Linked DNA regions of Mus musculus: region 1 is linked to region 2. Evidence: chromatin loops called from intact Hi-C (ENCODE). Cell type or tissue: heart. All regions are shown on one strand. Each heading gives the region's core, and the rest is flanking DNA. Links, peaks and the distances in the headings are about the cores only. Region 1 overlaps Gm41537 (a long non-coding RNA gene). Region 2 holds the start of Gm26873 (a long non-coding RNA gene).

The links. A loop is a pair of places that touch in the nucleus more often than their neighbours do. Peaks named below come from ENCODE experiments on the same cell type or tissue, not always from the same donor. Only the 100,000 strongest peaks of a DNase experiment are listed, where the experiment ranks them.
Region 1: a loop joins it to region 2, with 3 times the contacts of the local background. A loop is called at or near these places in 11 of 42 quality-filtered maps.

Annotation. Positions count from the first base shown.
Region 1 is chr17:17,506,317-17,519,039 of GRCm38, forward strand. It overlaps Gm41537 (a long non-coding RNA gene), which reads left to right. Exons shown (of 3, transcript XR_876645.1): 3 at 5,918-6,986. Among named protein-coding and RNA genes, the nearest start is that of Gm41537, 21 kb to the left of the region's middle. In heart, for the core only: no CTCF peak of the experiment used is centred there; no DNase peak of the experiment used is centred there.
Region 2 is chr17:17,389,491-17,402,213 of GRCm38, forward strand. It overlaps Riok2 (RIO kinase 2), which reads left to right. Exons shown (of 10, transcript NM_025934.2): 9 at 478-574; 10 at 3,965-5,409. The coding sequence ends at 4,129. It overlaps Gm26873 (a long non-coding RNA gene), which reads right to left and starts at 7,203. Exons shown (of 2, transcript XR_003952270.1): 1 at 5,593-7,203; 2 at 4,359-4,699. In heart, for the core only: CTCF peaks have their summits at 3,694 (motif pointing right) and 5,059 (motif pointing right); no DNase peak of the experiment used is centred there.

The sequences.
Region 1 (12,723 bases), core at 3,216-8,215, 120 kb after region 2:
CTTGGTTTTAGGGTTGCGAGATCGTGGGTTCGAGTCCCACCTCGTGCCTTGGTTTCACATCTGGCAGAGTGAGGAACAAGTGTGCTTAGATACTGGTGTCTTTTATTTTCTGTTGCTGTCTTGTTTTTGTGTTGCTGTCTTGTTTTTGTTTGTGGTTTTCGTCATAGGACAGACTGTGTGTGTAGTGCCGACTGCGGACTTGAACTGACGTTAAGACAGAATTTGTCAGTGATAGTTAAGAAAAACTGGCTGCACACAGCCGCAGGACTGGAATGAGACCTTCCGGCTTAGGCGGCAGCAGCGCATACTGGCCACGTGGGAAACCGTGACCAAGGGGGGAACACCCGATGCAGAGGTTTCCCCCGGGATGCCCACCCCACCACCACCACGGATTCACTGCCTATGGGACGGGCAAGAAGAAAAAGAGGGGTGAGGCCCACAGGGCCCGCGCTGGCCCCTCCTGGCTTCCTAGGGTCGACTAGAGTTCGCTGCCTTCCCCTGCTCCCTGAGTTGGCCTGGCGCAGCCAGCTGTGAGAGCTACCTTCCCTTCCCTGCCCCACGTGTTTTCTCTTCTAGAGAGGCCCCACCCTAAGCTGCTAACCAGTGAGGGAGACATCTGTCTACTTAAAACTTCTTTCTCAGGTAAGGAGCACCTGCAAGTCTAATCACCAAGCTCTGACAAATTTGTATAGAGGTCTAGAAAAAGGTGAGCTTAGACTGTAAGGAAGAGCAAAAGCTTCAGCAGACTCGGGAGAGACAGTGAAAAATAGAAATAACAGAGATTAGAGAGGTCCGAGATGAGGGAGATACCCCAAATAAGAAATATTTAGAGTAAAACCAGTAAGAGGCAGAGAAGGTGTATTACGAAAAGAGAGAGAGAGGCGAGAGGCAAGAGGCAAAAAAAAAAAAAAAAAAAAGGACAGGAGGGATCATAGACAAAAGAGAAATTTGACTAGAATCTTGGCCACAGTGATAGGAGAGAAAAAGACAAGATCTAGACAAGAAATCTGGGCAACAGAAGACCGAGCCTCAGCTAAAAAGGCTCAGCTGTGTCAGATTAAAGTTACTTATTTGAGATACATCCTTCGAGACGGGAAGTAGTGGCTAAAGAAAGCCAGAAAAAAGACTGTAACTCAGATCCCCACCCCAACTACACCAAAGCAAGTAAGAGAATTCTTGAGTACTGCTGGCTTCTACAGACTCTAGATACCTGGGTTGGCGACCTTAGCTGCCCTGTTGTACCCCCTAACCAAGGAAGGGGAGATGTTTTGTGGACCCCATATCACCAAAAAGTCTCTATGTAAAAGAGCAGGTGTCACCAGAAGAGTCCTTTCTCAGACTTTGGGACTTTAAAAAAGGCCAGTGGCTTACCTATCCAAGAAGTTACACCCTGTTGCCAGCGGGTGGTTTTCTTGCCTGTAAGCTATTGCTGCCATAGCTCTGCTTGTCAAGGATGCTAATAAGCTCACTCTGGGACAGCAAATAACTGTAGTGGCATCCCACACTCTTAAAAGCATTATCTGAAAGCTCCCTGACTGATGGATGACGACCAACGCTCCTGTGACACATCAAAGCTTTTTGTTGACTGAATGAGTGACCTTCGCTCCACCTGCTGTCCTCAATCTCACTACCCTACTGCCTGAGACTTCACCTACTCATCACTGCACTGACATTCTGGCAGAAGAGCTGGTACACTGATGGCAGTAGCCTCACAATTAAAGAACTGAGACGACAAATGTGATAGCCAAGAAGATCCTAAAAGAAATCTTCCCGAGGTAATGAACCTGCTTTGTTGCCCAGGTAAATCAGGGACTGGCCAAGATATTAAAGATTAGTTAGAAGTTACATTGTGCATACAGACTCCAAAGCTCAGGACAGGTAAAACAGATTAATAAAATTCTAAAAGAGACTGGTACAGACTTGGTGCTCCTTCCCCATGCCCTATTTAGAACTAGAAATACTTCCTTTTGATTCAGCCTTACTCTTTTTAAGATCCTTTATGGGGCTCCCATGTTCATCACTGTCTTAAATGATGTGTTTAAACCTACATGTTGTTGTAATAATAATCTGTATGCTAAGTTAAAAGGCTTACAGGTGGTGCAAAAAGAAGGCTGGTCACAATTGGCTACAGGGAATGAGCCAGGTACCACAAAAGACATCTCACCAGTTGCAGCCAGAGATCTAATCCATGTACACCTACATCATGCCCAGACCCTCAAGCCTCACTAAAAGGGTCCCTGCTTAGTTCTGTTCACTATCCCTTCTTATTCTGTTTTTGTTCTTATAAAAAAAGTATGATTTCTATTCTCCACATACTTCTGAAATTCTAAGATTAGAACTACTTAGTAGAAGAAGAGGGGAATGAAAGGAAATAAAACTTGAGACTTGTGATTCATGTAATTTATGTCAAATATCCCAAAGAGTTGTTTGTGAGCTTTGAAACCTGGGGCTGAGAACATAGCAGAACAGGCCAGGACATGCCCGGGCAGGCCCATCGTTACATGTCCTGACTGGCCTAGTGCCTCCCTATCTCCCGCCCTTCTGACAGTCTGTTAATGTTTAAATGGACCAATCATGTGAAACCGCGCCAATTCCTCCACCAGCCCCACCCCTTTTCTATAAAAACCCCTAGCTTCCAAGCCTCGGGGTCAAAACCACTGTCTCCTGCGTGAGTTACGTTTCGAACCGGAGCTCCGCCATTATGGCTCCACCATGTGGTCGACACCTCTGTCTCCTGCTGGAGATATGTGTCGGCCTGGAGCTTCGTCATTAAACTACCTCATGCTTTTACATCAAGATGGTCGTCTGTTCGTGATTCTTGGGTGCGCACCGAACAGAAATTGAGTGGGGGTTTCCCCACTAGGTTCTTTCACTAACAGAGGAACACTAACAAATCACGGCCTCTCAATCATCAGTATTGAGTGGATAATTTCTCACAAAGTAATGAAATAATAACATATAAAAGATTTTGCCAATAAAAGATGTTCCGCACTAAGGAAATGCAAATTAGAGCAATACTATCAAATAATCAAATGTGTAGGCAAATGGAAATCCCAAAGGGAAATGATTAAACAAGCTGCCTTGCATTTATACCATGAAATGCTGTCTGCCAAAAGAAAGGAATGAATGGCTGAAGCATGTAGCCACTTGGATGTGTCTCAAGGAAACTATGAGGAGTGAAAAGAGCAAAGGTGAAAGGGTCACATGCTATGTAGCCATTTGTCAGTATCCTGGAAATCAAATTATAGATGAAATTGAGATTGTTTCTGCTAGAAGTTAGGTTATAAAGGGAGAGGGGTCTCTACACCTCTTAGAAGGTTCTATAGATTAGTTGTCACTGTAATTGCATAAGTCTGTGCATGTAATAAAAATGGCACCCTGTACCCCTCCCTGCCAGTTTGCTTGCTTAGATATTGTACTGTAATTATATAAGTAGCCATTAGAGGACATCAGGTGAAGAGTATTTAGGGTATTTTCTGTTCCCTCTTTGCAATTTCTTGTGAAGCTATAATTATTTTAAGCTAAAACTTTTAAATCCTAAGTACTGAGGATCTAGCTTAGTTGACAGAGTGTTAGCTTACATGACATGTATTAATCCCTGGTGTCAATCTAGAGCATTGTACAAACTGGGCATGGTGGTGCGCACCTACAACTCCAGCACTGGTGTGAGAAAGCACTTGTATTAAAAGTTCAAAGGTCTTTTTTGGCTACACAACTAGTTCAGGGGCAGCCTGGACTTGTGACATGAAAGAAAGGGGAAAGGAAATGAGAGAAGGAAGGAAAAGAAAAGGAAAAAAAAAAGCTTGTTACTTTGACATTATTACCTATGATAACATTTGTACTTCTGTATTCAATAACTTTATCTCTTAATATTGTAAAATAAGAATAGTGACAATAGTAACTGTATTTTTCTTTTTGAGGATATAATGAAACTAACAGCCCTCTTAAGGATCTTCATAATTCTGAACAAAGCTTTTCTAAATTACCACTACACGATGCTTCAAAGTGTTTATGAGAACTAGGCTCAGCTAAAGTTTTAGATACACCAATGGTCTTTATACAGACAGAAGAAAAAATATTTATTGAAATGTGTGGTGAGAATTTTGGTTTCTTTAAAAAACAGAAATATTAGGGAATATATTTTTGTTTTAATCCCAGATGTGGCATATGGAGCTGCTTCAGACTGTCCACAGCAGCTGAATATAATTTGCCTCATGCTCTAGCAGAGGTATGGTTTTGCCAGCTGAAGATAGTTTCTTCAATTATGTGATGTTTGGAATTCTGGGAACGTTTCTGAGGGTATATAAAGGATAAGGCCCTGGAGAGGTATTGTTGATCATTGTTGGTAGGTTGTTGTTTGGCTGTAGTTTGTCAATAGTCATGCATGAAGTAGAAGGAGGAGGAGGAGGAGGAGGAGGAGGAGGAGGAGGAGGAGGAGGAGGAGGAGGAGGAGGAGGAGGAGGAGGAGAAAGGGAAGGGGAAAAGGGAAAAGGGGGGGAAGGGAAAAAGAGGGGAAAAGGGGAAAGGGGGAGAAAGGGGGAAAATGGGAAAAGGGGGGAAGGGGAAAAGGGAGAAAAGGGGAAAAGGGAGAAAGGGAGGAAAAGGGGGAAAGGGGAAGGGGAAGGGGAGGGAAGGAAGAGGAGGAAGAGGGAGAGGAGGAGGGGGAGGGAAAAGAAGAAGAAGAAGAAGAGGAGGAGGAGGAGGAGGAGGAGGAGGAAGAAATAATTAGATATCCTGACAGTGAAGATCAAACTTGCCCCAAGGAACTTGCAGAAAGTAGTCTTATCAATAACATTGCCCTCTTTTCCTTCTATTCTTTTTCCTTTCTATCTAGTGGTAGAGGATTGAAAGGACAGAGAAGGGTAGAAGAAGAAGAGAAGAAGAAGAAGAAAGAACCCACAAAGTAGCAAGTACCCGCTACAGAAATGGCTTTTTGTCCTATTAATACTGTAGTTAGTCTTTCGTAAATTACAGCTTGTGGGTCTTTGGCGATCCACAAGAAATAGTAAAAGTTATGTGAATCTCTCTATATCCAATTGCATATTTATATGAAGCTAAATCCTGTTTTACACTTCAACAACAAAAACATATAACAACAGATCCATGAAAAAGCAGGTTAGAGAATCCAGCTGCCTTCTATCAGGTCAGACATTGAAAGGGATGTACAAAACTGTAAAACAATAGCTTTTTGTTTTGGAAAATGTAGTTATTTGTCATAAGATGTAATTTATGTTAATAGGTAATCAGATTCTTTTGTTATAAAATAAGTTTCTAATTCAACATTTTTTTCAAATTCTTAGTTTTAGTTTCAAACAGGGATAATATTAGTTCTAATGCATATAAATAAAATCTTACTGGGGTCATCAATAATTTTGAAAATGTAAGGCAATCCAGAGGAAAAACCCTGAGAATTGCTGTTCTGCTATACATAATTTTAGTTTTTTGTTAAGATATAATTCACACACTACAAAATGTGGATAGAGTATAAAATTCAATAATTTTGAGTTCATAAGATTGTAACATCATCACCTGTGTTCAATTCCAGAAACATTTTCATCACCTCATAAAGAAACCCTATGCTCGTTAAAAAACATTCTATATACACCTCCTCCATCTGGCAGACACAAATTTCCTTCCAATAAATAGTTTCAAACAATATGTGTGCTTTTTACATTTAACAGAATTTTTACAGGTTCATCCACATTGTAGCATTCCTTCTCATACTGAATAATACTCTATTATATTAATGTACTATATTGTCTAAATCTAGGTAGTTTTGATTTGCATTTTCTGCTGACTAATGATGTTTAGTGTCTATTTGAATATTTTCTGTGGAAAATGTTCAGAGTCTTTGCCTATTTTATTCTTCAACTTTTTTAATTTAAGTTTTTGTGTGTGTGTATTTGGTGTTTTTCAGGCATCTATCTGTGGACCAGGTGTGTGCAGTGCCCAGAGGGTGGTGCATCCTATGAGATTGGAGATGCTGATGGTCGTAGCAAGTCATGGATGTTGGGAATCAAACCCAATGTGCTCTTAACCATGGAGTCATAGCTCTAGCTCCTTTTTGCCCGTTTAATCTGGGTTATATTTTCATTATTGAGTTCATTGTATAAGATTTAGAAATATTTTGTGGCATTCTCTGTTGTTTCTTCATTTTCTTGAAAGTATCCTTTCAGAAAGTTCTTAATTTTGGTGAACTTTCTTTTTTACCTATGTTATCTCATTGTCTGTGCTTTTGTTGTCATATAATAATAACTGTCCCCTAATACAAGGTCATAAAGTTTATTCAGTCTTCTAAGAGTTTAATAATTTTAGCTATTAGAATCCTGGTTTTGATCCATTTTGAATTATTATTATGATTATTTTTATAGAACTAGAGAAAGTGGTTCCAGTTTATTCTTTCACATGAGAATACGCAATGCAATACTGTTACCGAGAACTGTTCCTCAATGAATTGCCATGGTAGCCTCATCGCCTTGTCAAAAATCACTATCCTTAAATATAAGGATTTATTTAGAATTTTAGTTCTGTGCCGTTGATCAGTCTGTCTGTCTGTCCTACATCATTCCAAGTACTATGGCTATGAGGTTGAGATTGTGTTAGTATAAGTCCTCTGTTTTTTCTTACTTCAAAACTGTTTTGGCTTCTCTGGGTTCTTTAAGGTTCTGTGGGGCTTTAGAGCCTTTTTATTTTTATTTTTTTAGTTTTAACCAAGGGGCTAAGTAGGATTACAGAAATTGTACTGACTCAGCAGATCAACTTAGAGATATTTTCATCTTAACACTATCCAATCTCCTCCTATTCATGAACAAACAGAGCATTTAATAAATTATTTATTAAGTTCTTTATCTGAGCATTGTTTAATAGATTTTGGTGGACAAATACTGAATGGCCTCCTTCTTTCTCCCTTATCTGTCTTCATTTGTTATGATTCTAGGGATCAAAAACTGTATTTCATGCACAATAAATATGGTCCTACCACTGGAGTATGTGTTTAGTCTGTGAAATTAGTTTCTTTAATTCATACTGATCACATTCATTGTTACTGTTTAAAAAGAAACTGCCTCTATATACGGATGTTATCCTCTGCAAACTTATGGCCTAGAATAGGTTTATATTCAGATTGGTGGGTGTGTACCTTAAGGTTTTTTACACATATGATTATGCCATTTGTAATGAATGTAATTTGGTATGTTGTTTTCTAATATTGACACCTTTTTAAAATTTTTCTTGACATAGTTTCTTGGATAGAATTTTCAAATGATGCTGGATAGAAGTAGCTTGAAAAGACTACTGTTAAAGAAATTAATTTCTTTTTTTAAAAAGACTTATTTATTATTATATCTAAGTACATTGTAGCTGTCTTCAGATGCACCAGAAGAGAGTGTCAGATCTCATTACGGAAGGTTGTGAGCCACCATGTGGTTGCTGGGATTTGAACTCAGGACCTTCAGAAGAGCAGTCGGTGCTCTTAACCACTGAACCATCTCTTCAGCCCAAGAAATTAATTTCATTTTTTTCAACACTAAAGACAATTTTAACAGTATGGTTTTCGAAGATTCCTTTTAAATGTTAAGGAAGCTCTCTTCTATAACTAACTTGTGCTTTTCATCATGAAGTACTGTTAGCATCTGGTCAAATGCATGAGTTTTATATTTAATTGCTGCCTGCCAGTAAGAGAAACTGGTTGAGAACTACCTTGCTTGCTCATACTTTGTTAATCTATAATAAATTGCTTAGTTACGAATATATATGGGTTCTTGGGAATAATTTGTTTTGTTTACATAATGTTTTTTATGTAAAGCTATTGGGAACATACTGTTTTTCCATAGTCATTCACTAGAAGAAAAATAGAATGTAATTATATTGTAATTTTATACTGCTTGAAAGATTTTGCTGGGATATATAAGCTATGGAAGAAAAAATAAAGTGTGTTGAAGCCTGTGTGTATATGTGCATATATGCGTAGCAGGTGGTTCTGATGCTAAAGTCCTGTTCCCAGTTGGTTCTTGATCAATGACTAAAGATGCTAGGAGCCAATTGGGCAGAAGGAAAGAGGTGGGATTTCTGAGTCCCTGCAGGAGGCTAAGAGAAGCAGGAAGAGAAAGTGAAATTACGCCATGCTTTGGAGGGAGAAAGGTGACCAGCCATGTGAAATCTCGGGCAGAGCAGCCATAAGCTGCTTTTCCAGGAGAGATGTTAGAAGCATAACTAAGCTGAGGGTAGATTTAGGGTTCTGAACTAAGAGTATTGGAAAGGACATACTAGCCATGGGAGATTAGAAGTGCCCAGCAATTGAGCCAATAAGGCAGGTTGTAAGTAGGTTGTGTGGTGTGTGTGTGTGTGTGTTTCATCCACAGATCCAAGGGAACCTGGGTGGGGCTGGTAGCACTGTTCACCTGGAGCTTAAAGCAGGGTAGCAAAAACTACACACTACATATACACATAAATGTAGACATGTAAACAAGTATATATGTGTATGTGTGAAATGTTTGGGGCCTGCTTGTTGGAGCTTTGCTCCATCCATTCAATGTGTGAACATGTTATGTATGTCTGCCTCTCTGTAGGCATGTATGTATATATGTATTAAGTTATTAGAGCCTGTTTTGCTGCATATACTCAGTGTGTATGTGTGTGTTTATGAATTTTCTCTCTTTCCTTTTCTTTCTTACAGGCCCCTAAAGAGTTAGAAGAGTTTGGAGTTTTTCACTGGGAGTAGCAACCCCAATGGATCCAGCTTTGTTCCCTCAGAGAAAAGTCTGCTGAGTAATTTTTCTAATTGCTGGCTGCCATCAGCAGCACCGCCCCTCTCCTCGCCCCCAACTAGTGGCTTTCAGCATGAACCCTCAACAGCTCTTGAGTGCTTACCTCCATCAGCTGCTATAGCACTGACCCCAGTCATCATTGCCATACGTCACTGCCTACCTCTATTTATCCTGTGGTTCCAAAGCTGCTCTTTGTCAGTTTTTGACAAATATTATTTATAATTATTAGACAGACTATCCTTTAGATCCCCTTTAAATATAAAAGGGATAGTTTCTATTTTAGACCACTTTACCTGGGATTCTTTCTTTGGCATCTTTTCAATCAAGAGCATTGCTTTTATTTATTTATTTATTTATTTATTTATTTATAAATTTTAAATTTCATTAAAAATACATATATGAATGGAAATAAGCAACCTCATGGAGTGGGAGGTGGGGGGATCCTCTAGAAAGGTACCAGGGACCTGGGAGGTGAGACACTCTCAGGACTCATTGGGGGCAACCTCAGCCAAAATGATCAACACTGGGTAAAGGGAACTCAAAGAGTCCACCTCCAGTAGATAGACAGGGCCTCAAGTGAAGGGACGGGGTTATTAACCTACAGTCGAAATTCCTGACCCAGAATTGTTCCTGTCTAAAAGATATGCTGGGATCAAAATAGAGAAGACTGAAGGAAAGGAGATCCAATGACCAGCCCAACTTGGGATCCATCCAAGGGGGACCACCAAGGCCTGACACTACTATGCTATGATATGCTTACAGATGGGAGCCTGGCATTGGCTGCCCTCTGAAAAGGCCTTATAAGCAGCTGACTGAGACAGAAGCAAATTCTTACACCCAACTAGTGGACTGAAATCAGGGACCCCCTAGGTTGAATTAGGGGGAAAGAACTGAAGAAGCTGAAAGGGAGAGTGGCTCCATAGGAAGATCAACAGTCTCAACTGACCCAGACCCCTGGGAGCTCCCAGAGACTGAACCACCAATCAGAAGCATGCACGGGCTGGTCCAAGGCCCCTGGCACATATGTAGCAGAGATCTGTCTGGTCTGACCTTAGTGGGATAGGATGGGCCTCATCCTGGAGAGACTTGAGGCCCCAGGGAAGAGGGAGGTCTGGTGGAGGTGGAGTGGGAGAGCATACTTTCCTTTCCTTCAGGATTCCTTCAGTTTCTGAGTTTCTCCTGGTATTGGTTTGAGTCTGGTGCTGCTTCCATGAGGACTACATGGACTCTAAACCATCTTACCATGTCTATCTATGGTAAGAATTGGGTAGAGACAAACTACCAACCCTCCCCCCTAACCCCCACATCTGGCTATATCACAGAGTGTTGTTAGAACAAGGACCTTGGAGATATAGAATATCACAATTCCTTCCTTGATTACTGAGGCTAGAAGTCAATGAAGTGAGGCAGACAGTTGTGCTTGTCATCTAGAAACCAAGCTGATGAGAAGGTGTACTTCCTGTTTGAGTCATTTAACTAAGGATATGCACTCTAGGCTTCAAGTGCTTCTAGACCCCTCTTCCTCTGAATGCACATTTACATCAAGATTCCCTGCTTTGTGATTCTGATTTGAAAAGCTGTCCTCACTCTCACTTGGCCACACAGAAGAAAGCAGAGGAGAAAGGGTGTCTTTGAAGGGAACTGAAGGAACCCTCGGGTGAAACAGCAACAGGCAAATGGCTCATTGCCTCTTGTCACTCACTTGGAACACCCTTAGGAACCAAGGCGTGGCTGTATGGTGTAGTCAATGGGGAACAAAGTGCCTCTGGGTATCTACGCACTACACAGCAGCCAGGAGGCACTTGCAGCTCACACTGTAGCTAAGCCTTTTTCACTCAGCCTGTGTACATTAGATAGATCACAACAGCTACTGAATAAATTACTTTACCCATGGAAAAATACATCTTGAATGCCTCGTCAGTCTGAGGCTGATTTCTCTTACCCAAAGTCTCTGTGTGGCCAGGAATTATAAGACAGTTTTCATGTTATCCTAGAAAATCCTAACAATAATATTTGCTAATATAGAGATATAAGAACAATAGTTTTCCTCATAACAAGTACTGAGTAACTTGTGAGAAGTGACTCTAAGAGATGCCACAATACAAAAGGCCACAAACCAGCCTTTTAAACGGTGAGGCCATTTTGTTGACCTGCTGTTATACTGGCCTTTTGGATCTGGATTTTGACACTGAGCCCCAATGCTCTAAAGGAGACACTTCAAGGAGTTATGGAGAAGTGAGGAATCAGCAAGGGCTCTATGTCCCTCTCTCTGTATGTGTGTGCCCATGTGTGCACATGCATGAGTTTGTGAGAATGTGTGTGTGAAAGAAGATTCCCTAGAAATGGCCAGGTAAGTGAGATGTTCTGAAGAAAAAAAAAGAGGCTCAGGAAGGTAAATAATTTTTTCAGATTTCCTCATTTGCTTGCCTGGGAAATCCTACATTGTTCAGCAACATGTCGGCTTTAGCACATTGTGTAGAAAAGGATCTTGGACTAAGTTCTGAATCCAACTTTGCTAAAGGTAGAAGAGAGACTACAAGATGTACACAAGCAGGACATCTGACACTTAGGCCATGCTCTCTCATAACCAAAGCAAACCAACCAACCAACCAACCAAAAATGACCTGATAACACCTATCTTAGAACTAAACCTTGTGAAAGTTCTTATCTCCTCGCAATAGAAATCACAGAAGTCTGCAGCTGAGGGTAGATGCTTTAGTTGAGGCTGAATTCAAAGTACTTTAGGAAAATGGATTTTTACAAAACCTAGTTAGTGAAGCTAGTATTATTTCCTTTCTTCCATGATGTGGATCAAACTCAGGTCATCAGGCCTGACAGCGTGTACCTTTATTGACTGAGCCATCTTGCTGGCCTGTTTTCTAACAAATAATACTGTTCCTTGAATAAAATACAAGCAAATTCAAGGCTTAAACTTGTAAAAAGAAAACACAGCACTTGTTACTTCACCGGTGGCAATCATTTTCCTTGCTATATGATTCGATGGTGACAGTGGGAACCTCCTGACAGGATTGCCTTCAACAGAGACAGTGCTACCTCAGTGCACTGCACTTCATCAAGACACATAAAAAGGGCTCCTTTCTCAAGGTCATGGGATTTGGGTCATTTACATTATCAGTAAGTTCAAACCACTTATATCCAAGCTTAATTTCACAATAATGCACCACCTCTTTTGATAGTGAATTCATAACAGGATAATTTTTTTTCTCATTAGAGCAAATTCTTTGAATTGCTTCAAATTCCAAACAGTGTCCTATGGGTCACTGCACATAATCTACATCTAAGCTAGATACACATATAAATTAAACATATTATGTGAGATTTCAGCTAAGGTATAATCTGTTGTCTATAAAATGGTGGGGATAGACTAGATCGTCTACAAGGTTCCTTTCAGCACTAGCAATCTGAGATCTTAAGACATTTGATCAATTTCTCTGTATATGACATAATATATTTGTGTTACATACATACATACATTCATGGCCAAATAAATATTACCTCCAAGTAAATATTATCTCCACTATAAGTCAATCAAGAGTTAGTTTACAGTTTCCTTATAATTAACCAAAATTCACCAACAGTCAGGGTTTTATTTCAGTTGTAAAACAAATATAACCGCATGCATTTGAATTGCCTGTTTTTTTGTTTATGACTATGTGTAGGGACAGGATGAAAATACTACAGCGCATGTGGAAGTCAGAGGACAATACGTGGGAGTCAATTCTCTTCTTCCATGATGTGGATCAAACTCAGGTCATCTGGCCTGACAGTGTGGACCATTACTGACTGAGCCATCTTCCCGGCCTGTTTTCTGACATAGAATACTGTCCCTTGAATAAAATACAAGCAAATTCAAGACTTAAATTTGCAAAAAGCAAAGCATATTAGACTTTATTTCTATAATTCCCTAGCTGGTGTGTTGTATAACATTATTCAATTT
Region 2 (12,723 bases), core at 2,570-7,569:
GAACTGCCTCTGGCTGGGCATGGTGCTATATACTGGAAATCCTTGCACTAGCACTGGGGGGCTAGAGGCCTGAGATAGGAGGATCAGCCTTGGATACAAATGAGACCCTGTCTTAGAAAGAGAATGAGGACATTGTATCTATACTATGTCTGCTTTTGTTCAGAATGTGGCAAAATGATATTGAGTGTGAAAAATAGATTTTTATAATTTAGTGAAAAACAAATGAATTGTAGGGAAATGATTACATTTCAGTTATAAAACATTCTATTTGGAAAGTTTGATGGTAACATTGTGTCAGAACATTCTAAGAATGTTAAACTATAGTGGACTGAGTTGTAGGTAGTTTCATTTTTATTTTCATAAATATAATTCTGAGGCATTTCACTTTATGCTTCACTGCAAAAAAAGACACATTAATATTACGTTATAGAAATTAACTGGTTAGATAACTTGTTTCTTAAATTTTATTTATTCTAGAGACGAAGAGAGTATGAGTAGTGTTACTCGGCATAGAACAAGAACATTGAGTGTTACGTCTGCGGGCAGTGCCCTAAGCTGTTCAACAATCCCTCCAGTAAGTGCTACATGTGCCAGTTGTTGGGGTCAGAGCTGTGGGCAGAGTGGTGACCTTTGGGTACTGTCAGGATTTCAGGTCATTTAGATATTTGGATCTCATATGTTAATGTTATAACATGGTCAGCATGTAGAAGTTTTCACCAGGAATAAGCAAAGCTTTCAGGGATAAGGCAACATATAAATTAGTTTAAATTTATGGAATAAAATGTTAATGTAGTTTGTAGTTCCCCATGATTCAGTCTTTGGTTTTTAACAAGGAAGGTTACATGACATTGCCCAAAGGTAGCAATATGGCTGAAATGTAGAGGTATATCACCCCCCCCCCCCCTTGCTTACATCTGGGAAATGGGTGATTTTAAATGTCTTTACTATCAAATTTTTGTTGGTCCCTTGGGCATCTTACATTTGTATCCAAGCAGTTTACAAAAGGGATATTTTCTAGACAGGACAGGGAGCAGAATATTCTAGCCCAGCTGAGGTTCTGGCATGTAAGCCAGCCTCTCTTTAGACCTACCCAGAAGGAAGAGTCAGTGTGGAGATGACCGCACCCCACAAAGCAGCCCCCTCTCTGTGGCCTTTGGAGAAGCGTTTCTCTAACTCCACACACATTTGGATTATGCAGCTACTAGGTCTCATTCACATCTGACATTTGGAAAGAGCAGGGATTTACAAGTCATTATTCCTCTCAGGAATCGAGGCAGACTTTGTTGGGTTTGCTTGCCTTCCTGATCCGTTAGCAGTCAGCAGAAGTCACCCACCTGCCTCATTTCAGGATTATGCAGTGTGTTTTGAAGACTAATTGTGCTTCCTAAAAATTATTTTCTGTCTAAAATTTAAAAAGTAAACTTGGCAATAGCCATGTAACAAAATAGTAAGTAATTTATCAAATTTTGATGCTTTACAGCAATTTTTGTTATGTTGGACTCTTTTCTTCTGTTTAAGTAAAATTGTGTGTTACTAAAGCTAGTTTTTAGAGATAATTTCCTCATAGTGAACAAAGAAGGAAACAGTTCAGAAGGGAAAAAATGAAAAAGTGAAATGGCTGTACACAGAGTAAACTCAAGATAAATTACTTCATTTTTCTAAATGTATTAAAATTCAGATGTTATTAGTGAATTAGAATGTTTTGTTTTGGATAGAATGAGACATTATAATATTAAATGAGAGCTATCCAGAATGACATTGTATCCCAAATGCACACATAAAAAGCTAGCTAGACGTGGTGAGGTATGTCTGTTAACTCACCACAAACAAGTGAAGACAGGAGAATTCCTGGAGCTTGTTGACTGTCACCAGGTTCAGTGAGAGACAGACCCTGTCTCAAACGAACAAGATGGGGAGTGGCAGAGGAAGACTATATATGCTGGCCTCTGGCTTCAGCACACACGTGTACACACAAGGATGCATGTACACACAGAAGAATAAAGTAAAAAATAGCTAATAGTAGTTTCTATTACAGTTCTGGGGCTGTTCAGAAACATTTAGGATTTGGCAGAGCAATAACAGTGAAATTCTCAAAAATGTAATTTTTTCATATTCCTTCTAAACTTGTCTAAGAAAATTTACTTGATTTTCTAAATATAAAATTGAAATCTGTGAAGCATGTAATACATTAAAAGATAAAGTTTTGAGCCAGGCATGGAGGTGCACGCCTTTAATCCCAGCACTCGGGAGGCAGAGGCAGGTGGATTTCTGAGTTCGAGGACAGCTAGGGCTATACAGAGAAACCCTGTCTCAAAAAACCAAAAAAAAAAAAAAAAAGATAAAGTTTTCAGTACAGATATCTCGCAGTTCATTAAATAACCTTTTTGCTTTTCGCTTTTATACTCTCTGTTCTTACTGGGATTTATCTGCCCCCTTTCTTTGATTTCGCAGTATCAGAACAGAATTGGTAGCAGGTTCAGACTTGTGTGGCCTTCTGTGTGGCTGTGCCGATGGAAGCAGATGTCAAGCTGCTCTAGTTCCTCTTTACCAGGCAGAGGCTGCTCTTCTCATGTGTTGTGGTTTTAGTCTTCAAGGTTTTGTCTTGAGCTTTGTGAGTTGTAGATGAGCCTGTATCCTAAGGAGAATACAAGACCTTCAGCCTAACTCCATGAACAGAGATCTCTGTGCACACAAGGTTGTCTTTAAACTTTTAATTGAAAATCATTTTTTTTCGTACACTATATTCTGAGCAGAGTTTCCCTTCCCAGCTCTGCTTCCTTTCATCCACCCTTGCTCCTCATGCCTCTGCTCTCAGCTGCTAGGATGGCAGGCCATAGCCAACGCCTCCTGACACTTTTCTCATACTGCTTCTTTTCTGTTTTGTAAAGATGACAGAAGAAAACAGTTACCTCAGTGGACTTGGTGGTGGTGGTTTTGGAATTTATATAAAGACAAAAAGGGCTTAAATTCCTTAAAATTGTATCATAAAATCTGTTCCCTCCTTAATTCTTTTATCATTCCTATTTATTGGCTCTTATGCTATACATAAACTTATAATTTATAAACACAATAGTCATTTGTAAATTCTGTTCTTGAAAACATGAAACAGAATTAAGTAATTGTTGCCTTTATACATACATGTGGCTAGAGCTAATGGGAGACCTTTTTACTCTTAACAGCAAGTGATGATTTCCATGTAGTTGCTAAAATAACACAATATTTTACTTCATGTTGTACCCAGGTTTTTCTTACACACAAAAAATTACCGTGTAGGATTTGTACATTGTTTGGAATTGGGCTATAAGAGAAACCAAAAGTCATTATGAACTGAATTTTTTAAAAAAACGTTTTCAGTCATGTGATTTGTACATATGGCATTTGTGGTTGTTAACTATGAGACAGTGCTCTGCATCTGCATACTCTGTGAGGACTTCCTATGCGTGACTGCCGCCCCCAGGCCTCTTCTCTGTCCCAAGCACCACAGGGCTGGCTACGTAATTCCAGCCTTTGGAAGGGCAGGCAGGGGCTAGAAGATCGAGGCCATCTGACTACGGTCCAGTTTAAGGCCAGCCAGGGCACCCAGGCTACAGGAGAGTTTACCTCAGGGAGGGAGGGAGCGAGCAAATAATTACAAAATCATGTGTTTTACCAAGACGGGTTTTTCCCCCCAACTCATTGTTCATAATGGTCACTAGGTGGCACTCTAGCAGTTGATAATTTAAACTGACCACTTTTGCTGTATAATCTGTATTTCTGGGAAGAATATAAATTTTAAAAACTTTCAACAGCTTCTCCTGTTTTATCTACTAGTTCATATAGTGTCCTTAGGATTCTTAAAATTCATCTTTAACATGTAAATTTGAAAGATACTACCAGTGTAAATCTTGGATAATAATTTGATAATGATTTCTCTGCTCCTTATCAAGATGGTTGTCAGTGATACTAATTCACAAGATCTTTGCAGGAACTGGTGAAGCAGAAGGTGAAGCGTCAGCTGACAAGGCAGCAGAAGGCGGCTGCCAGACGCCGGCTGCAGAAAGGAGAAGCCAATGTGTTTACCAAGCAGCGGAGGGAAAACATGCAGAATATTAAATCGAGTTTGGAAGCAGCCAGCTTTTGGGGAGACTAATAGATTTCTGATATGTATTATTTTTTTAGATGCTATAATTTTATTTTTAGCCAGTATATTGGTCTTTTTTGGACCAAAGCCAGTAAATTATGGAAATAAAGCCTCTTTAGACTCAGAGCTTCCAAGGTCTGATTAATAGTAAATCTGCCAAGCACTCTGTTTCTTAAAATTTTTCAGGTAACTAATTTAAATATAAAATAACGTGTGAAAAAAACTTCATTGGCAGTAATTGCAAAACATGGACATCATTTTTATTTCACTGTGATGTTCAGACTCTGCCTTAAACAGGTAGAAAAATGACTTGCCTCAGATTCTGGATTTACATGTAATAAATAATAGAACAACTTAATGCAATCTGTAGTTCTCTCTTTTCTCCTTCAGTCGGTCACACTTGGGCTTTTACTACATTGGTGAGTTGGCTTTAGGATCACCTGAGACAGTCAGTACACAGTTATTTGACCATTGGAGTGAAACTGATCGTCTTCTGTTTCTTTAGACTTCTGGAGTGGAGATGAATCAGTAATGGGTAGACGAGCAGCAGCGGGTCTTTTGGTGCCGTTCTCATTGGCCCTGTGGTCGTGGGAAAAGGAAGTTTAGGTTCCTACCAGTATTTTTGCAGTTGTCAGCTTTCCCCAGGTTTCAGCAGAAGTGGGGGGAGGGAGGGAGGGAGGGAGGGAGGGAGGGAGAGAGAGAGAGAGAGAGAGAGAGAGAGAGAGAGAGAGAGAGAGAGAGAGAATGCATGACTCCAGGATGTGTTCCTACCTCAGTGTTAACAAGTCTCTAGAACAACACTCTGGTGTGATTCATCCCTCAAGCGCATTCTAATTCAGTCAGTGGAAGTGAGTGTAAGTATACAAGCACTGTCCCTTCAGCTTCCCTGAGCAGATCTCGAATAGAAGATCGTCTTCAGCAAGAAGTGACCACCAGATGGCAGTGTTTGCCAGCAGTGACATGATAAAAACACCAGCTTCCCTTTTACCTTAGCAAAATTCATTCTGACTATTTGTAACTGATCACTATCTAAGCGCATTTAAATGTTTGGATATATGAATATGTCAAGTGCAGTTTCTTTGAAAATTAGACTGATTTTTGGAAGTGTTGATATAGCCCTGTTTTAAAATGTAGTTTAAGCTCAGATACTCATTTTTTATACTCTGCTAAAAGTGTTTCTATAACATAAACTGATGTTGAAGATAGTTTAATAAGACCACAGAATGTTTATTTTGTAATACGTTTTTCTTATGTCCAAAGCAGATTGGGAATAAAAGTGTTTGACCTCATTTTTCTTGGCTTTACTTCACTACTGCTACATAAGAAGCTTGTTTCTATTTGATTTATATGGTTTGTGATAGTGTCTATCAGAGTTGTGAAGACTAGATGGAAGAGGATTTGTGAAAAGGACTGGACACGTAACACAGTGGTAGAGTGTATTTTCATTTACTTTTGTATCACAAAACCCTTACCAGAGCCGGGGTGGTGGTGCCTTCCTTTAATTCCAAGCACTCAGGAAGCAGCCTGGTCTACACACTTTGAGGACAGCCAGAGCTATGTAGAAAGACCCTGTCTGGTAAGTAAATAAAAACATAGCCAGGCATGGTGGCAATCAGCAGGTAGATTGGAGTTTGAGGTCATCCTGGTCTGGAGAGTGAGTTCCAGGAGAGCCAAGATTACACAAACCCTGTCTCCAAAAAAACAAAACAAAACAAACAAACAAACAAAAAAACGCAAAGAAAGATTAATGTACTTTCAAATATGGTGTGGATTTATTAGGCTAAAATTACTAATATACCCCTTAAAGCTACTAAAGAAAATTAACTAGACTAACCATCTTTTCTATTTCATTAAACGCAAGCTGTGATCCTTTCTAGTATTATGATTTACACTGGGTTAGCATGGTTGAAGCCCAAGGTCAGTGTCCACCCAAACCAAAACATCTCTGTGAGAAGCTTTGCTTTCCACTTTCTTTAATAGTTGACTTCGTTCCCATTAAACAAGCTTTTTTCTATGCAACATGTAACTTATATTTGTGCTAACCTGGTATTGGTAGCCACTGATCTATTCAACATGCAGCTGGCTTTGAACTCCAGAACCATAGAATATTTAGAGGGTATTAATCATAGGGTGAGTGCAACTTAAAATAACTATTCTTTTTCGTCGCGTACTTGGTAAAATTTCTGACAAATAGCTACCCAATTAATATCTCTGCTGCTATCTCCAAGTTTAGCAGCCACCTCCAGGATAGGCAGAAGCCCATTATCCATGTCCTCTGTACCTCAGAATGTAGAGCATTAAGCTACATCTTAATTTGCCATTGGTTTGCAATATGTAATATTGTCTTAGCACAACTGAATTAACACCGTTGGAGGTTAAAAGTCAGTATCTAGCCAGGCGTGGTGGCGCACGCCTTTAATCCCAGCACTTGGGAGGCAGAGGCAGGCAGATTTCTGAGTTCGAGGCCAGCCTGGTCTACAGAGTGAGTTCCAGGACAGCCCGGGCTACACAGAGAAACCCTGTCTCGAAAAAACCAAAAAAAAAAAAAAAAAGTATCTAGAGGACCTCAGAGCTGTGTGATAACCAGGAGTATGGGGATAGTTCCAAAGCCCAGGAACTTAAAAAACTAGCGTCCTTAAGTCTTTTACCTCAATATTGTAAAGTATAGATAGTAATACCATTAAAACATGTTAAATTGTTTAAAATTAGACAGAGGAAGGAGTTGGTTCGTAGGTTAAAATGCTAGCTGTTCAAGCATGAGGACCTAAATGTCAATCCTTAGCACCCTTGTATAGGAGAAGGCAAGCACTGTTGCGTGTCTGTGAATCAGTGCTGCCGTGCTGAGGATTCAGAAGGAGGTAAGTCTCTGGTTCAGGCGGGCCAGCCAGGTTAGCCAAAACAGCAAGCTTCCATTTCACCAAGAGGAGCTCTCAGTAAGGTGAAAGGCAACAAAGGAAGACAGTGTTGACCTTTAGCTTACAACACACACACACACACACACACACACACACACACATTACATAACAAATTAGTATCAATGCACTTTCTTAAGTATACATCATAATACAAATTTGTTGCTTGACATGAGTATCATAATATATGCCTCCCCCCCCTTTTTTTAATAAAAGAAAGTGACTATTTAAACACTACTATAATTCTATGTAACCTCGATTAAGAGGTAAAAAAAATTATGTTATTCCTAGATCTGTTTTCCAAAACCTTGGTAGTGTAAAGCTACCAGGGGAAAGTACATGGGTTTTTAAGATAATAATTTGTAGTTGGCACATCATCTCAGACAAATTATGAGTAAGCTGACCAACCTTAGGAGAAAAAGCCTGGTACCAAACTGATGCAGATGAACAACGAGTGCAAGGAAGTGTTCCTGGGGAAAGTACTCTGTGGGAGAGGGATTTGGTTAAATAGACAGACTGAGAAAGACAGGATGTAAAAGAGGAAGTCATGCAGAAAATTTGGGAGACAGAAGTGTAGTGTGATTTGCTGTAATCAAAAGAGAGCAAGTCACAGATGACTTCAGTGGAATGGGGACAATACTGCATAAGGGAAAAGCAGCTTGGTTTTGAGCAGCACAGTTACTTGATTTTAGAGATTATAGGTGGGACTCAGGGATACTTGTCAATGTTAAAATGATTTGAAAGGAATTTGGACTGAAATTTACACGGCAGAAACATTGTGGAACAGGGCCTATTCTATCGTACTAGAGTTACCGAGATTCACTATAACCTCATTTTAATTGTAGCTGTAAGCAAACAGCTTTAAATGTCAACTCTCTAGCCTCAAGTCACAGAATGAGTAAGGTTGGGAAAGCATTGATGACAAGATGGAGCTGATGAAGTGATAGCAAAGTGAATCACAGGACAGCCGCATTGGGGTGCATGGAGTGTGTACCTGATTGGGGTCTCTGTAGAGTCACTGGGCACTGCACCTATCTTACCTTACAGGCACTAAGAATTGCTAAGGAGACAGTTCACCTAACCAGATTTTGGGGTCTATCCTGCCATACCTAACATTTTAAGAAACACAGTCTTTCTTTCCTTTACATGTTCAAGAAAATCCATCTCAATAGATAAATTCTCTCTGAGCACATTCTTGGAGTTTGTGGATGAGGGACACACTGTCCTTGAGCTCAAGGCTACCCAAGTATTTTTTTAAGAGGAGTAGAAGACTTTGCGGTTTTGTACTTTGGGCGTTCTCTGATTTACAACTTGTAGGAAAATGGGGCTCCTTTGTGTGCTGTTTCCTATCCTTCAAGCAAATTTTGAAAAGGCATAGTTCTTTGTCAGCAGAATGCTTGCTAAGTGCAGTCCTCTGATCGTGACAGCCTAGGAAGCACGTGGAAATTATAATTTACAGTGTGAAATGGAAGGGCATGAGGCTTTTATCTTAATGTAAGCATATCCATAAGTAGCCGGAACTGAATTAAGTGTCTGCTGCTGATGCAACCTTTACAGGAAACCTCATCTAAAATAGATGAAGCTGTGAAATGACTGGTTGCTGGAACCTTGTATCATCAGCTAATCTCATACTTAAATCATTTGTTTGTAACCAATAAACATTTCCACTTTGTTTTAAGCTGATACTTTTTCTTCTAGTCTCTCTGTGTCTCTTTTCTACCTCTCTCTCTCTCTCCCCATATATATATGTATGTATATATATATATATATGTGTGTGTGTGTGTGTGATTTATTAATTATTTTTTGCAAAATTTAAGTGTTCTGCACAACCATACCCCCCAGAAATATGACTTTTAAAAATGGTGTCTCAGCCCCCAGCACACTCTGTAGAAGACCCATCCTCTTCATTTGAGGAGTGACTCAAACAATGCCGGAGTTCAGTAGCCTCTCCACAGACAAATCTCAGTATGCAGCTGTCTCTTATAAAAGCCTTTATCCAAACACCACATTGGTCTCCTCCCAACAGACAATAAGCTCTGAGCTGTACATTCACTTCTTTTAATTATTAAAGTGGATGCTTAAAAGCCACTTATTCTCTTTTCTAGCTTCTTTCTATCTGAGGTGACGCTAAACATCAACAACATCAACTTCTGAGTCTCCTTTCTCCTCCCACCCTTCCTGGGCAATAGTACTGATCAGTGACTTTGACCTCTTTTGCCAGTTCCTCATTTCGCCTGTCCAGTTCACCCTGCCCATCTTCATTGGACTCTGTCTGTCAGTGCCTGTAAACTCTTTGTCTTAACACTTTAACTCCATACCTCTGCTTCCTCTTGATTTCCTCTGTCTTGTCATAGACTTTAGCATCAAGGGAAGTGAGTCATTATTTCAAAGAGGATATGTTCTCAGCTCTCCCTCAGGGTCCCCCTTCCCTCCTTTCCTGTCATCTGATTCACTAGGAGTAAAATATGTCAGTGGTCACTGAGATGGCTCACTGAGCAAAGGTGCTTGGTGTACAAGCCTGGCTGCCGTGGTTGGATCAGCAAAACCCCGGTAAGGGACAGACTCAGCTCCCCAAAGCTTCTTTGGTCCTCACATGCACTCCAAGGCATGGAAAGTGCACCTCACTTTACCAGTTACTCTCACACACAATAGGAATAATATTTTTTAAAAAGAGTGTATGTTAGTTGAGGCTACTATGACTACAGCCCTATCCTTTAAAGCTGCCTTGACAAGGTTGGCCACCTTCTCCAGAGTATAGCACGCTGTTGGCATGAGGAGAAGTTTTCTTTTTCATTTTTAACTAATGGTGACACTTTGGTACACTCTGTGGTTTCTAAATTCCAATTGGTAGCCCCCATACCATTCTTATAAACGTATAGTGAGTTGCTATTTTGCAATAAGCATGCTACTGGGAAATGAGCAAAGCTCTTTTCGTGTGTTCCATACATCCCTCTGGAAGCTGGGAATGCGCGTCCTCTTTCACTGACGGCACCCTCTTAGGTGCCAAGTTTCCAAAGGATGAGCATGTCAGTTGGATACCATTTCTCATCCTTTAAATTAGTACTCTCACAGTGTTAGAAGATCATTTTCTGTACTGTAGTCTATTATCTCATTTCCATATAGATATTTATATATTTGATTTTTTTCAAGACAGGGTTTCTCTGTGTAGCCCTGGCCATTCTAGAACACACTTTGTACACCAGGCTGGCCCCGAACTCAGAGATCTGCCTGCCTCTGCCTCCCAAGTGCTGGGATTAAAGGCATGTAACACCACCACCCAGTAGACCCAAGAAATGTTTATGGATATTTAAAGAATATGTAAGCAGAGGCTTAGAAAGACTTAATTGAAAGATTGAACTTAATGGTGAAACAATGCTAATTGTGATGTTGTGTAATCTGTCTTTATTGTTTTCATTTATTAAATGAGAATCATAAAAGGCTATGAAATCATAAATTTGCTCTGAAGGTCTTGTGAAGATACTCATAGTTTTCTTTCAAATTCCTTTGTGGCTTTGGCAGTGAACATCTTTGAATTTATCATATTGATATTGGTTATGTTTACTACAAATGAATGGTTAGGTTGAATGGGACTAGAAGCGACTTTCTAAATATCAGTCTAGCATTTATGAAATGAATCTGTGACTTTCTACATGTCTAGAAACTCTGTGCTCATATTTGTGTTTAACCACAGAATCATGGGCTTTAGAACTTAAAGGGAACATTCAGATTCGCTCCCTGGTTTTATGGATGAAAATTGTAAACTCAAAGATGAATGGCTTGTCACGGTTAGATGACAAAAATATAATCCTAGGCCTTATTAAACCCACACTTATTGTTCCTCCTACCACGCTATTTTTAAGATTAGAAATTGAGTCTCAAGTGATGGCTGCTTTTCCAGAGTATCCAGGTTTAAGTCCCAGCATCCACAGACACCAGGTACATATGTGATACAGATACATATGCAGGCAAAACACCAGTACACATAAAGTAAAACAAAATGTGTTAGACAATTATTACATTCAATTTTAATTTACAGGAAAAGCCCATTCACTGATCAGACTTCAGGCATCAATCATTTTCTGTTTCCTATTATGAGTATCACTCTTTTGAAAAAATTGAAAAATAACTTTGTTATTTGTCCTGGCTCTATAATGAGAACATTGTCTTGGTTTCTAATACTATGTTACTCTCAAAGCACTTACATAGGTACTATGTGTCTAATCTCTTGTGTAACAGAATTTTTTGTCATCCACCAGTCATCCAGATTATTTTTGAAACTAAGAACCTCTTTTCACAAAATAAAAAAAAATGAATTTAAAATTCTTGGATGCCGGGCACTTGGGAGGCAGAGGCAGGTGGATTTCTGAGTTCGAGGCCAGCCTGGTCTACAAAGTGAGTTCCAGGACAGCCAGGGCTACACAGAGAAACCCTGTCTCGAAAAACAAACAAACAAATAAATAAAATAAAATTCTTAGACTACAGACAGTAACTTTTTTCTGGCCTGAAGTTATTGCTCAATGATAGATAAATTGCCAAGCCTGTACAAGTCTCTGGGTTTGGTCTTCAGCAACACACACACACACAAACACACATGTGAGCATTCATGCCTGCTGCTCACAATTTGATGCAAGGCATATATAGCATACTTTGTGACCCAAAGTAAGTCTCTTCACATGAGGTTCAAGCATATATATGAACTATAAATAGATCTATGTATCATTTCATTTTGTCTATGTGACAATCCTGAATTTCTTCTCTGGGTGGCCTAAATTTCCTGTGGGTATTTGTCAAGGAATAATCATTATAATAGCATTTATTATCACTGCTACTTTTTCCTTCTCTGTTTTTTATTAAGCCCACCCTTCTACAACTAGCTGAAGAAATTGATCACATGAAAGACATTCTATTTATATAGTCTTTAAAGAATTAGTTTCACAATAATGGAATGTGAAGATTGGAAGGAACATGAGACAACAATCTGTGAGTTCTGTGTAAAAAAAAAAAAAAAACTTCAAATGAAGCAGCAAAGTCCTTCACAGCGCCTCAACAACAAGAGCATACAGCTAGTAAAGTTGGTTCGTTTGTTTCTGATATTACATATTCCTGAAGTGTGATATGTGATCACATGACATGTTTGTCTCTTGTCAAAGTGTTATTTTACACATGTGTACGGATCTGTAGAGATAGGAAAGAGTCTCATTTGCTGAGTTCTTTTAATAACTTTCTATTAAACTTTTCTTTTAAAGGTATTGCTTTTTGCTCTTAGTCGATAGAAATTCTTGTCACTGTTGTTGCTGCTGTTGTTTTTGGTGTTGCTGGTGGTGGTGGTGGGCTGGTGGTGTGGTGGTGGTAGTTGTAGTGTCTGTAGTCTATGCAGGTGTGTATGTAAGAGCATTCCAGAGAATGATAGTAGATAGCTTCTATCACTCTCCACCTTAGTTTTTGAAACAGCATCTTTCAGAGAATATGAAGCTACCCATTTTTGCCAAATTGACTGGTAGACATGTCCTGGGAGCCACCTGTCTCAGCTTCCGGACCCTAATGTTACCTGTACATGCAGCCATGTATATGCAACCATGTCCTGCTTTCACTTACATGCCAGGAATTTGAACTAAGTTCTCTTGCTTTCACAAGAGTCCTGACACCCTGAGCCATTTCTCCAGATCTCACCATTAAATTTTTAACAGAATA